3 separate regions of the Homo sapiens genome follow, and all the other regions are linked to region 2. A link is an interaction called in ENCODE POLR2A ChIA-PET data of the cell type or tissue named here. Cell type or tissue: OCI-LY7. All regions are shown on one strand.

Evidence for each region. Peaks named below come from ENCODE experiments on the same cell type or tissue, not always from the same donor. Only the 100,000 strongest peaks of a DNase experiment are listed, where the experiment ranks them.
Region 1: POLR2A ChIA-PET joins it to region 2 with 7 read pairs; 2 of 35 experiments call an interaction of 5 or more read pairs at or near these places.
Region 3: POLR2A ChIA-PET joins it to region 2 with 5 read pairs; 3 of 35 experiments call an interaction of 5 or more read pairs at or near these places.

Annotation. Positions count from the first base shown.
Region 1 is chr6:156,428,245-156,433,244 of GRCh38, reverse strand. No RefSeq gene overlaps it. Among named protein-coding and RNA genes, the nearest start is that of SNORD28B, 52 kb to the right of the region's middle. In OCI-LY7, no CTCF peak of the experiment used is centred here; no DNase peak of the experiment used is centred here.
Region 2 is chr6:156,982,803-156,987,802 of GRCh38, reverse strand. All of the region lies in intron 4 of ARID1B (AT-rich interaction domain 1B), which reads right to left. Among named protein-coding and RNA genes, the nearest start is that of MIR4466, 210 kb to the right of the region's middle. In OCI-LY7, no CTCF peak of the experiment used is centred here; no DNase peak of the experiment used is centred here; H3K4me3 peaks cover 785 bases; H3K27ac peaks cover 3,026 bases.
Region 3 is chr6:156,659,899-156,664,898 of GRCh38, reverse strand. It overlaps the pseudogene H3P28. Among named protein-coding and RNA genes, the nearest start is that of ARID1B, 110 kb to the left of the region's middle. In OCI-LY7, CTCF peaks have their summits at 2,533 and 2,740 (motif pointing right); a DNase peak (open chromatin) is centred at 2,778.

The DNA of each region.
Region 1 (5,000 bases), 550 kb after region 2:
TAATGTTAATGACAAGTTAATGGGTGCAGCACACCAACCTGGCACATGTATACATATGTAACAAACCTGCACGTTGTGCACAAGTACCCTAGAACTTAAAGTATATGTGTGTGTATATATATATATATATATATATATATATATATATATATTATATATATAATATATATATAATATATGTATATATTATATACATATAAATCTACATTTAATTCAGTGTTGCAGGTGGGACAAATATGTAATGGGAGGGTCTCCCATGGAGGGGCCATATGGGTTGGGTCTTAAAGGATGAATAGGTGGTTGATGACTAGAGATCCCAGTAAGGACATCCCAGGTCCTGAGTTCAGCATGTGCAAAGGTAGGTGGATGTGAATGCAGAAGGCATTACGGCATCTGGAGGGGTGGCCCTGCATGGGATTCTGGGACATAAGGTCAGAAACTGTCCTCTGCCCCCAAGACTCTAATTTGTTACGCATCTCTGCTCTCACTCTGCCTGCCTGCACCCTTCCCTTTCTTCCTGCCTTTATGGCCCTTCATCTTTCGTTGGCTGTGTAACTAGATAACCAAACTTGTCAGAATAGCATTTAAAATAAGAATTATCAGGTTCCAAGGGAGGGCTTCCTCTAGGAACAAAGTATAAGGGCTTTGGTGCATCTCTCTTGGCCATTCAGAGACCCCCTGGTTCTAATTTATATATTGGATGGTGGAGGATGGCAGAGAGGTGACCTTCAGAAGAATGAGGTGTCCCTGTAATTGTTTCCCTGAAGGCCTAACAGATATCCACAGTTAAAACAGAACTCATACTCATGATGGAGGATGAATGAATCAATATTTGCAAAGCATTTTGTGATCTTACTATGAAGAGTTGCTGTCCAATGCAAGAACATCATTGTTTTTCTGGAACTATGGATGGTGGCAAATCTCTGAAATAAATCACATCCCCTCCCATCCATATTCTTCCAGCTGCACCAACTCTGTTCTTTGATTCTTGGATAACCCCCTGCTCACTGCAGATTTAAGACCTTGATAGGTATCAAAGCATCAGAGAAAAATATCAAAAAATAACTAACATCAAAAGAGCAGGGAGCAAGAACCGCCTCCACTCTGCAAGCTGCAGTGGGTGAGGGACCCGAAACAGAGATGACTGACATCAGCATGGAAACATACACCCTGATGAGACTCGGCCATGTAGTTCAATGGGAAAGTGACAACAAGAATGAGCATGGGCTTTAAAAGTGAAATGCTTTGTGGACATGACCCCCCACCCCTCAGCATTGCAGCCAGCCCCTGAGGAGCCACACTGTCCATTTAACTAACCCCATCCCTGTTTCTTACTGCCACAGCCTGGGAATCCAGGTTCAAACAAGGTTCAGTGTCTGACTTCCTGGCAGGGACTGTCCTTTCTGCAGTCGCTAATAAGTGGAGTCCAGGTGCAAAGGGATCTTGCACCATGCCCTCCTCCCAAAGGCCTTAGCCTTTCCTAGTGCTCCTCTGAAGACCCTAGGTTGTTTGAAGGACCCCAGGATCCCCTGAAGACCCTAGGTTGTCTGATATCATTTGCTAAATAGGAGTGGAGTTGCCCCTTGAGTTGACCAGAGTGTTATTCATGATTGTTCTGAAATTTTACTGAGAACAATCATTTCATCAACACCTAGTCTGTACAAAGCATTGCGCTAGGTCCTATTAAGGGATAAAAATAAAAGGGCATGGTTATTTTTAAAGAAGATTTTACAGTTGTATTGGCAAGAAAATATTTAAATACAAAGATCAACTCAACCCATGAACTATGGTTGACTGGGGATTGACAAAGCTTGCTTAGTGGGCAACATTCTTTTGTCTAATGGCCAAGTAGGAGGCAGCAGGGTGGGTATCATGGGCATGGAATTGCATGGGCAGTCATGCAGGCCCTGTACTCAGAAGTATCCAAGCTTGGTTTACTACTCTGCTGTTGCCATCTTGAATACTTATAACTTTTGAATAAAGGTCCTCACATTTTTATTTTGCAATGGGTCCATGAATTATGTAGTTGTCCTGGGAGGAGAAATGTTTGTGACATTGCTTGCCCTGAGGCATCGGAGTGGAGGAACAGCAGTAGAAAGGCTTCATTGAGCTGAAGAGTCTACCTGTAAGAAGTGTGGGAAAGAGAAGGGTAAGTTGAGGGAAGATGGGCCATTTAATGGTAATGTGGGATTGCAAGAAGGAGTCACAAAGCATGGCTAAATAAATAAACACTTCCTGTTTAGGCATTTGCACATAACTTCTGTTAGCCTGTGATGTCCCAAGGGACAGATGAGGTGAGAAGAGGCTTAGGTGTGCCTTTTCCCTTCTGGCCAACAGGAGATGTGTGGACCCATCCACCCCACCCCTCCACCCCTGCTTGCCCACATGTGTTTGAAACTAGGCTCCGCCAGGCTTTCCCTGAGGGACGTTTATGCCAAATATACTGGAAAGTCCTTTGCCCACACTCACCAGTCTTTTACCAGGAGGAGCTGGGTAGATCAAAATTCATTCCATTAAATTTATGAGGTGTGAGGATCAAGTAACCCATATACAATTTTACGTTGTTTCAAGATGTCTAATTGAGATTGAAATTCACCTGGATAAATTCCATATAAACTGACTCCCCTACAGTATCCCCCATGTTCACTCTAAGGTTAGCCTATGATCATGGTTAACGTTCCAAGGCGGGGTCAAGAGAGGCAGTTAAGGGGCTTCCCAAGCCTCAAGTGCATGTGATTATCTGGAATTAAGTGAAGGGGTGAATGAATTCATGACTCTGAACCACTTTTTTGGAGCTGTGTGCTGGGAGGATCACATTTGACAGTGAATATTCTGAAATGGGAGCTGGAGACCAAGCCTCTGATGCCATTCTCAGGTCCTTGGGCAAGCTCCTTTGTTGCCAATCCCTGTCTCTTTCCCCTTCCTCTAGCATGCTGAGATGTTATGAGGATCAGCTGTGAATTGCATGGTGTGTTTTGGAAAGCCATTCATCCTATAAACCCAAGGTATCATCATTAGCTATGCCAAATCTTTGAAAGGATTTCATAGAGCCATGCTAACTTCTCAAAACATGCAAATGTTAATTGACACAGATATCCTAGCCATTGTTGAGAAAAAAAAAATCCGTCACCTGAATTCTCTTTGTCCACTTCCTTCTCTTCCTTTTGTTCATTCTTCTCACGTCAGTTCAACTTACATCTTGGGGATCTCAACATTAGTCCTCAGTGGTGGCTGCTCATGGGTATCATGGAGCGTTTTACAACAGAAGAGCAAGGCTTAGCGACGGGAGTGATTGGAGTTAGTTGGACTAACTTGTTCTATGGCATTAAGTTCTTTTCTGGTCACTATGAAATTTGTCCTCTGCCTATGGGAAATTACCTGATGGTGTAAGCGGATTTCTGTAAGTAGCAAGAAAGCATAAACCAGTGGAACTCTTAAATTAACCAGGTCGTTTTCTTATCACACTTTATAGTTAGCCATAATGAAGCCCACAGCAAATGTCTAGAAGAGTTCACATGATAGACCCTTCTCAAGTCCTCGGGGCTTGGGTTATAGAGGGCCAACTTTATTGTCGGATGGGTCATTAACTAAGAAAGCATCTAAGCGAGAGAATGAATCATCTCTTTGAGACTAACTTGATGAGCCATACATCTCTAAGGAAGATGCTATATACTTGTTAGAAGCTTAAACAAGAAACTTTGCCTTTCCTTCTAGACTAATTATTAGCAACAACAGAGATACTTGTTGAGGATTTATGAGACTTGAGAATTCCACGAATTACAGGAAATGTGGCATTAATTGTGACAGTGCATTATATTCATAAAGAAAAAATAATGGACCTGAAGAAAAAGATGGAAATTGTGAGGACATGTAAATAGCAATCATGTAAATCAGGAGGTCATCGCGGTTCTTTGCTGAGTAGCCACTTTATCTTGTAGGAAGATGGAAGTGGTCTGGAATTACTAGTTCCAGTTGACCTAGGATGGTGGCTATATTGAAGTTCTTCATGGCAAAATGGCCCTTCTAAGAATTGCTTCCAAATCTGAATCTCTTCTCAACTGAGTTCTCATCCAGATGGCTACCCCATCTGGATGTGAGTTGTTATTCTTCTGGAAAACTTAGTAGTCACTACTTTGATGGCACAAAAATCTGTGGGCTTCTCTTTAAAATTCTCTTCTTGGAATCTACCTTATTCTTTTTTCTCTCATTTGGCAGCTTCCCAGCTTCAGTGGGACCCATGGTGGTTTGTAATCATATACAGTCGTGTGCTTCATATGATGTTACAGTCAATGACACACTGCCTATGGTGGTCCTCATGAGGTTATAATATTGTATTTTTACTGTACCTTTTCTATGCTTAGATACACAAATGCCATGGTGTTGCAGATGCTTACAATATTTCATACAGTAACATGCTGCCCAGGAGCAATAGGCTACCCCATCTGGATTTATGCAAGTATACTCTATGATGTTTGCATAATGATGAAACCACCTGAATGCATTTCTTAGGATGTATCCCTGCTGTTAAGTGACATGTGACTGTAGTTACATCTCTGCTCATTTTTTTAGTATCTTTTTCACTTGCTGGGCTGTAAGCTCTGTGACTGAAGGAACCGTGTTTGTTTTGTTACCTTTTGTTAGCAGAGTACCTAAAAACTCAGGCTGATGGTCAATGCTATTATTCATTACTGCTAGCATTTCCATGTGGGAACTCCTCCTTGGCATTTCTTGGGAAATTTCTGTGTTTTTCCAAATCATGAACCCCAGGGAAAATCAGTCACAAAATTGAGAAAAACAATAGTTTTGTGAAAATTAACATTTAATACTGTTACCGATGATAGGAAATCCACTGATGTCCAGTAGAAAGCAAGAGCAGAAACCACTGATACACAGAATTGAATGTTAAGGTCAACCTTCCTGGAAGCTGGGAAGGGACAGATTGGAAAGAATTGCTCACAATCTTATCTTTCATCCCTGCAGGAGTCGTTGCCATGTTATGA
Region 2 (5,000 bases):
CATAAACAAGGGCTAATGGGGCCTGTCAATGACTAAAGCTTATGTATTACTATAACTATCAAGTATGAGAATATATTAAGTTTGCAAAACAAAACAAAAGATTCCACAAGCTAAGGAAATTCAAGTGATGTCAAATGAAAAAAGCAGAAAATACAGGCACAAAACTAGCACTGGGCCGGGCGTGGTGGCTCACGCCTGTAATCCCAGCACTTTGGGAGGCCGAGGCGGGCGGATCACAAGGTCAGGAGATCGAAACCATCCTGGCTAACACGGTGAAACCCCATCTCTACTGAAAATATAAAAAATTAGCCGGGTGCAGTAGCGGGCGCCTGTAGTCTCAGCTACTTGGGAGGCTGAGCCAGGAGAATGGCGCGAACCCGGGAGGCAGAGCTTGCAGTGAGCGGACATCGTGCCACTGCACTCCAGCCTGGGAGACAGAGCAACACTCCGTCTCAAAAAAAAAAAAAACTAGCACTGGTATCTAGAAAACTGACTAGAAAAAGGAAACAGAAATATTAGCTGTAATTATCTCTCTAGAATGGAAGAAAAACAGGTGACCCCATCTTATATTTTGCTTTTAGTTTTTTAATTTTTTGAGACAGGGTCTCTCTCTCTCTCTCTCTCTCTCTCTCTCTCTCTCTCTGTCACCGAGGCTACAGTGAAGTGGCAGTATCACAGCTCACTGCAGCCTGGACCTCCCGGGCTAGAGCCATCCTCCCACCTCAGCCTCCTGAGCAGCTGCGACGACAGGCACACCATCACACCCGACTAATTTTTTATATTTTTGTAGAGATGAGGGTCTTGCTATGTTGCCCAGGCTGGTCTCAAACTCCTGGGCTTAAGCGATCTGCCAACCTCAGCCTCCCAAAGTGTTGGGATTACAGGCATGAGCCACCGCACCCGGCCTATGTTGTTTTATTAATACAAAGTACATATAATGAACAGCCAGTTTGTGTTTTAATCCTGTTTAATCACTTTACTATCATTTTGCTACCACTTTACTACCATTATGCTGACAGCTGAGTTTCCTTTTAAAATGGTAGCATTGGCCTTAAAAAAAAATTAGGTCCAGATAACTATACTGTAGTCTGTGTAGAAGTATCGAAAGCTCTTTAATAATAATAGTCATAGCAACAGTAACAGCAAGCATTTACTGAGTAATTACTATGAGCCGGGCAATGCTCTAAGCACATCACGTGCTAATCTTCACCGAAGACATAAGTTCTGTTGTCCCATTTTGTAGGTAAGGAAACTGAAGCACAAGAAATGAAACAAGCTGACCGAGTGACAGAGCCAGATTCAAACGCAAGGGCCTAACTACCAGCCCCTGCTGTCTCTTATGCTGATGATTTTACCGTGCAGGGGGTTCAGGCTTTGAATAAGCTTAAAAATAATTAGACAAACTTTGGAGACTTAAAAAGCTTTTTATTAAACAGAAATTAAAACTGAAATGAAATTTTGTATTTAATAACAATTAGCTACAAGCCTGTTCAAGAAAGAGGATGTGTCCCTCTAATAATTAAAAATCCAATACCTTCCCATACAGGTGTTATCTACTTAACAAGTGAAGGGGCTGAGAGGAAGGTCAGAGTGACTAACAAAACCAGTCCTGAGGCCTTGACACCTGAGGACAGGTAAGTGATAAAAATGAAAATTAGGTAACTCCAAAAGGAAGAGCTAGAGATCCTCCCTAGATCGCTTTCCCTTCCTCTGTGAATCCTCACAGATCAAAGACAAAAAGCCTTCCAAGTAAAGGAATTTTGCCAGAAATTAACAAAAACTGACAGAAAAATCGCAGGAGGCAGGAATACTTTTACTGAAAATTACTCGGTGCAACAGGACATTACATCTCGAAATAAAGCAGTAAAGGTTCTGCTTCAGCTTTGCTTTTAATTCCCATCCAACAAACCCAGAAGCAGGCGTTGTCCTGATCCGAGATGAGCCAGGCAGGGCACAGTCACATCTCTGAGAGTGACTTGGACAGGATGATGATATTTAGATATGTGTTCCCTTACAGAGCTGTGTTTTGTAGCAATGTGCAGACGTTTAAGTTTTATTATCATATGGTTCACATTTTCAGGCTACAAAAAGTATATGCAATTAAACCCAATACATGTGTGAAAGTTTTAATAATAAAAAGAGATTCAAGACACAGTAGTTGTTTATAAAAAGCAAAACTTTTAATGTATGGGAAGCTGAACACTAAAGGGAAATTAACAAAAAATAAACAGCCAATGTAATATAAAAACATGAGTTAACTGAGGTCGTTAATGTCAGTTAAATGGCAAACAATCCATTACAACCAATGTTTAAACGTGTGTCAATTAAATATGAGCAGACAGCCTTGCAATTAGAGTTTAAAGATTTACTTTTACTTCTTCCAGATCCATATATTGTCTTTCAAACATGAGCACCTTCTCTGAATTAAAAAACCTTCCTTTACATTTTATACACAAACGCTAAGTACAAAAATGCTTGCTAACTATGTTTATCAATGCAGCGGATATTATCACATTGATTTTAGAAAGAAACATGCCAAAAAGTATTATCAATTTCAAGCATTTTGAGTGATTTTAACAGAATCACAACATTATATTCTCACTTCTCTTTACTTTTCTTCCAGGATTGCTGTCAATAAAAATGTAGCTGACCTTAAGAGTCACAGCCTGAAAGAATCTCAAAATGGTCTAGAGTATATGGAAGCTTTCTTTCTGTAAGAACTTTAAAAATATATAAAGCAATATTTAATAACCTACTTTTATTTGGAAATGAAGTCTTACTCTCAGTCTCTGTATGAAAATAAAGTACTGGCCAGGTGCAGTGGCTCTCACTTGTAATCCCAATACTTTGGGAGGCTGACATGAGTGGATTGCTTGAGTCCAGGAGTTCAAGACCAGCTTGGGCAACAGGGCAAAACCCCGTCTCAACAAAAAATACAAAACAATTAGCCAGATGTGGTGGTGCATGCATGCCCGTAGTCCCAACTACTCATGAGGCTGAGGTGGGAGGATCACCTGAGCCCAGGGAGGTTGAGGCTGCAGTGTGCCATGACTGCACCACTGCATTCCAGCCTGGGCAAAAGAGCGAGACCCTCTCTAAAAAAGGAAAAGGAAATGAAAGGAAAGAAAAGTAAGAAACTCCATTTAGACTCAGCTAAATGTTCTGATTCCAAATTTCACACTGAAGTTTCACCCACAACTGCACCCCACCCACTACCCCACACCCAGCACTTGTAGATTCCTGTGTTCCTCACTTTACTTTTGCTTTCTAGTAACACCAAGTCACTGTCATGAACCCTTCACATTTCACTATCAACTTCCTAGTAAGTCAGTAAACACCAAGCAGGTCCTAGGACATTTTCACTTATCCAGAACGCCCTTTTTTTCCCAGTATTCTGGTACCTTAAAAGAGCATGGCAAAGAGCACTGTGGGGCAGAAGGAAGGATCTGAAAATTCCATTCTGATGAGACATCTAGGTAGAAATGTGAAGAGGTCCAAGGAGAAGCTGGAAAGAGAATTAGTTCCAATGATTATTAAACTAATGCCCCTGCCATGGCTCCCTCATTCTGGAGCTGCACCGGACTGCTGTGGGAGCATGCCTTGCTGTGCTGTTTCCCATCTCCAAGGTTTGTCCTGATACCTCCTGGAGACGCTCAACGAATCCCCTCCGAACTCCAGCCACTGCCTGTCCACAACCAGGTGCAAGAAACCCAGCCAGAACCCCACCCTTCCCAACTTCCTGATCCCAAGAAATGGGGAGAGGTAAAAAAAATGATTGTTTTAATAAAATGAAGTTTTGAAGTGATTTGTAAACGGAAACAATAGTGCTAACAATATATGTAGATGGAAAGCAAACACAGGAATGAGAAAAGCAAGGTCAATCCTAACTGGCTGAGGGGTGCAGGAAATCGGGTAACTAGAAGGAACAAATTAACACAGCTGGTATAACCTGAACAGCTCAAGAACTGGAGACCACCAGACCAAAACCAGATTTAAATCAAGAGTTTGTAAAGCCAGAGCATCTGACCACCATCATCCCTCTTCCATTGTAGACACCAAACCAGAAACGAGTAGGGCTCACACGGATGAGGTGGTTTGTGAAATGGCCACACAGTACATTAACAGCAAGTACCGAACACTGAGACCCTAAGCCCCTCAGCCCAGCCCCGTAATGTCAGCAACCAGGCTTAGACTTCACCCACCATGTCCTCCAAGCAGAACACGACCAGTGTCTTCTCTGGAGAAAATAAACTACTCCTGAGCATATTTCACATATCAACATGAGGAAGTCCCCAGTGAAAAAGCTGGCTGATCACATGATAACCCCAAAGAAATGCCTACCTGTCCACATGCCCAGCTCACACAGGAGGCCTCCAACCAGCCTGTTTTTGTTGTTTGTTTGTTTTTTGAGACTGAGCCTCGCTCTGTCGCCCAGGCTGGAGTGTAGTGGTACAATCTCGGCTCACTGCAACCTCTGCCGCCTGGGTTCAAGCGATTCTCCTGTCTCAGCCTCTCGAGTAGCTGGGATTACAGGCGCCTGCCACCAAGCCTGGCTAAATTTTGTGTTTTTAGTAGAGATGGGGTGTCACCATCTTGGTCAGGCTGGTCTTGAACTCCTGACCTCATGATCCACCCATCTCAGCCTATGCTGGGATTACAGGCGTGAGCCACTGTGCCAGGCCTTTCTTTTTTTTCTTTTTTTTTTTTTGAGACAGGGTCTCACTCTGTTGCCCGGACTGGAGTGCAGTTGTGCAATCTCGGCTCACTGCAACCTCCACCTCCCAGGCTCAAGCCATTCTCCTGCCTCAGCCTCCAGAGTAGCTGGGATTACAGGCACGCACCACTACCAATCAGCCCTTTAATGCACCTCACTCTTAAATAGGAACAAAGATTCTCACACTTTTGAGGAAGCCTCCTGCCTAAAACAGATTGTAAAAAGTAAAAAGGGTAATTCAGAAGAAACAGATAATGCAAGGAATAGAAGAAACATTGTAAAAAAT
Region 3 (5,000 bases), 320 kb after region 2:
GATACCCTTTCTTCCACTTGATCGAATTGGCTACTGAAGCTTGTGCATGCATCACGTAGTTCTTGTGCCGTGGTTTTCAGCTCCCTCAGGTCATTTAAGATCTCTACACTGTTTATTTTAGCTAGCCATTCTTCTAATCTTTTTTCAAGGTTTTCAGCTTCCTTGTGATGGTTTTGAACATCCTCCTTTAGCTTGGAGAAGTTTGTTATTACCAACCTTCTGAAGCCTACTTCTGTCAACTCGTCAAAGTCATTCTCTGTCCTGCTTTGTTCCATTGCTGGCGAGGAGCTGCGATCTTTTGGAGGAGAAGAGGCGCTCTGGTTTTTAGAATTTTCAGCTTTTCTGCTCTGGTTTCTCCCCATCTTTGTGGTTTTATCTACCTTTGGTCTTTGATGTTGGTGACCTACAGATGGGGTTTTGGTGTGGATGTCCTTTTTGTTGATGTTGATGCTATTCCTTTCTGTTTGTTAGTTTTCCTTCTAACAGGTTTCTAAGCTCCAGGTCTGTTGGAGTTTGCTGGAGGTCTACTCCAGACACTGTTTGCCTGGGTATCACCAGCGGAGGCCACAGAACAGCAAATATTGCAGAACGGTAAATATTGCTGCCTGATCCTTCCTCTGGAAGCTTTGTCCCAGAGGGGCACCCACCTCTATGAGGTGTCAGTCGGCCCCTACTGGGATGTGTCTCTCCGTTAGTCTACACGGGGGTCAGGGACCCACTTGAGGAGGCAGTCTGTCTGTTCTCAGAGCTCAAACACCATGCTGAAAGAACCACTGCTCTCTTCAGAGCTGTCAGACAGGGATGTTTAAGTCTGAAGAAGTTTCTGCTGCCTTTTGTTCAGCTATGCCCTGCCCCCAGAGGTGGGGTCTACAGAGGCAGTAGGCCTTGTTGAGCTGTGGTGGGCTCTGCCCCATTCTAGCTTCCCTTCCGCTTTGTTTACCTACTCAAGCCTCAGCAATGGCGGACGTCCCTCCCCCTGCCAGGCTGCTACCTTGCAAGTCCATCTCAGACTGCTGCGCTAGCAATTAGCAAGGCTCCATGGGTGTGGGACTCACTGAGCCAGGCGCAGGATATGATCTCCTGGTATGCCGTTTGCTAAGACAGTTGGAAAAGCGCAGTATTTGGGCAGAAGTGCCCCATTTTTCCAGGTACAGTCTGTCATGGCTTCCCTTGGCTAGGAAAGGGAAATCTGACTCCTTGAACTTCCCAGCTGAGGCAACACCCTGCCCTGCTTCAGCTTGCCCTCTGTGGGCTGCACCCACTGTCCAACCAGTCCCAATGAGATGAACCAGGTACCTCAGCTGGAAATGCAGAAATCACCCATCTTCTGTGTTGATCACACTGGGAGCTGCAGACTAGAGCTGTTCCTATTCAGCCATCTTGGAACGGTCCTGGGTCATATGTTTTGATGCACTTTGAATATCTATCTTTTTCTTTTTCTTTTTTTTTTTGAGGCAGGGTCTGGCTCTGTCACCCAGGCTGGAGTGCAGTGCTACGAACTTGGCTTACTGCTGCCTTGACCTCCCAGGCTGAAGTGATCCTCCCACCTCAGCCTCCAGAGAAGTTGGGACTACAGGTGTGTACCAGCATGCTTGGCTAGTTTTTGTATTTTTTTGTAGAGATGAGGTTTTGCCATGTTACTCAGGATGATCTTGAATTCCTGGGCTTAAGAGATCTGCTTGGCTTGGTCTCCCAATATGCTGGGATTAAAGGCCTGAGACACCACACCCAGCCCTTTATTTATGTTTTAAGTGGTGTAGGTAGACCATTGACATTTGAAGTGATTATTGATATAGTTGAATTGATGTCTGCCATATTTGTTATTGTTTTCTATTGGTTGCTCTTGTTCTTTGTTCCTGTTTTTGTCTTCCATACTTTTTTTTGCCTTTTGTAGCTTGTTTTTTAAATTTCTATTTTAATTTTTTAAAGAATTTAATGCATTTTAAAACTTACAGGAACAGCACAGAAGACAGACAATATTAGAAACATGTACTGTCATGTAGGATAACTCAGAATAGTGAATGAATGGGGTCTACTGTATGATAAAAATGCTACAAACACCATTTGCTTGCTGTCCATAGAAGCTGAATTGTTTTAAAAAATCCAAATGCTGGCATTATCGAGAAAAATTTAACAGGTTTGTTTATAATTATTATAAAGTTGAACTGCTGAAACTCGTTCACTGAAACATTTTGGCTTGCATTAATGCCTTGTGTCCCTGCATTTATATTAAAAATTCACACACAAATAAAAATGGAAAAACTGCCAATACCTGATTTAAGTCCTGTATTTTTCCACTCACAGTCATATTCTTAGGTTCCTTTTGACCCCATGGGAAAAAAAAAAAAAACCTAACATTCAGAACCATCACTAACATCACTAACAGGTGGTGAAGAGAATTTTTTTTTTTTTTTTTTTTTTGAGAATGAAATGTTTCCCATCGTAGTGATCTTATCCACGTTCTCCCACATATGGGGCATATTAGCCGGATGTCTTTTGGCACAATTGTTACACGTTTGGCATAGACAGCACACAAGTTAATGTCTTCAGCAAGGCATCGCTTGACTCCTGCAAAGCACCAATAGTTGCGGTCTGGAAGCGCAGATCTGTTTTAAAGTCCTGAGCAATTTCTCACACCAGATGCTGGGAAGGAAGTTTGTGAAACAGGAATTCCTGGACTTCAGATGACGTCTGATTTCCCGGAGTGCCACAGTACCGGACCTGGGACGATGAGGTTCCTTCACCCCTCCGGTAGAGGGCGCACTCTGCGAGCGGCTTTTGCAGCCAGTGGCTTCCTGGGCGCTTTACATCGGTGGCCTTGTGGGCAGTCCGCTTTGTGGGAGAGCAGGTGTGGAGACCTCCTGGCTCTAGCCCCATCTCCTTCATGGAGTGCACAGAGGTAGAGGAGGCACTGGTATTAGCGAAGGTGGGGCGAGAGAGGCTCCTTTTGCAGTTTTAATTAAGCATTTTATATGATTCCATTTTCTTTCCTTTTTCTGCATATCAATTATACCTTTTTTAAAAAATTGGGTTGCCTGGCCGGGCGCGGTGGCTCATGCTTGTAATCCCAGCACTTTGGGAGGCCGAGGCGGGTGGATCACGAGGTCAGGAGATGGAGACCACGGTGAAACCCCATCTCTACTAAAAATACAAAAAAAATTGGTCGGGCGTGGTGGCGGGCGCCTGTAGTCCCAGCTACTAGAGAGGCTGAGGCAGGAGAATGGCGTGAACCTGGGAGGTGGAGCTTGCAGTGAGCCGAGATCGCGCCACTGCACTCCAGCCTGGGCGACAGAGCCAGACTCCATGTCAAAAAAAAAAAAAAAAAATTTGGTTGCCTGAGAGCTCACAATGTACGTATACAATTAATCTAAGTTCACTTTCAAATAACACTATATTGCATCAGGAGTAATGCAAATATCTTTTTAAAAATTTATTTATGTATTTATTTTTTTGAGACAGGGTCTTGCTGTGTCACCCAGGCTGGAGTGCAGTGGAGTGATATTGGCTCACTGTAGTCTCCACCTCCCAGGTTCAAACGATTCTCCTGCCTCAGCCTCCTGAGTAGCGGGGATCACAGGCGTGCACCACCATGCCTGGCTAATTTTTTTCTGTATTTTTAGTAGAGATGGGGTTTCACCATGTTGGCCAGGCTGGTCTCAAACTCCTGACCTCAGATGATCTGCCTGCCCTGGCCTCCCTAAATGTTGGGATTACAGGTGTGAGCCACTGCATCTGGCCACAAATATCACAAAACACAGTCCTAATTCCACTTTTGTGTCCATTGTAGCATTGCTGTCATTCATTTCACTTATACGTAAGCATACAGAAACACACACACATATGCATACACAAGCATGTATACACATACACACAAAAGCATACAGAAATAAATATATTGTTATTATTTTAAACAAGTCATTATCTTTTAGATCAATTAAGAATGAGAAAAATACGTTTTTTTAATTTTGCCTTCACTTATTCCTTCTCTGATGCTCTTCCTTTCCTTTTGCAGATCTGACTTTCTGACCTATATTAGTTTTTTTTTTTCTCTCTGAAGAACTTCTTTTAAAATTTATTGCAAACCAGTGCTATTGGCAACACTTTCCCTCAATTTTTGTTTTTCTGAGAAAGTCTTTATTTCTACTTCACTTTTGAAGGATAATTTTACAGGGTAGGATTTTAGGTTGGTGGTGTTGTTTTTCTTTTTTTCTCTCAACACTAAATATTTCACTCCAGTCTCTTCTTGCTTGCATGTTTCTGAGAAGTCTGATGTAATTCTTATCTTATTCATTCTTATCTTATCTTAGTTCCTCTATAGGTAAGGTGTTTTTTTTTTTAAACTTCTGGCATCTTTCAAGATTTTTTCCTTTTGATTTTTCTGAAGTTTGAATATGATGTGCTCAGATATAGTTTTTTTTTTTTTTTTTTTTTTTTGAGACAGTGTCTTGCTCTGTCGCCCAGGCTGGAGAGCAGTGGTGTGATCTCGGCTCACTGCAAGCTCCACCTTCTGGGTTCATGCCATTCTCCTGCCTCAGCCTCCTGAGTAGCTGGGACTACAGGCGCCCGCCACCACACCCAGCTAATTTTTTTGTAGTTTTAGTAAAGACGGGGTTTCACTGTGTTAGTCAGGATGGTCTCCATCTCCTGACCTCGTGATCTGCCTGCCTCGGCCTCCCAAAGTGCTGGGATTACAGGCGTGAGCCACCAAGCCTGGCCTACTCGGTATAGTTTTTTTCCTTTTTGCATTTATCCTGCTTTATGTTCTCTGGCTTCCTGTGGTTTAGTGTCTGACATTAATTTGAGGGAAATTCACAGTCATTATTGCTTCAAATACTGCTTCTGTTCCTTTCTCTTTTTTCTCCTTCTGGGATTCCCCTTATGCATGTATTACACCTTTTGCAAGTGTCCCATAGTTCTTTGATGTTCTGTTTAGTGTTTTTCAGTCGTTTTTTTCTCTTTGTGTTTCAGTTTGGAAGTTTCTGTTATCATATCCCCCAGCT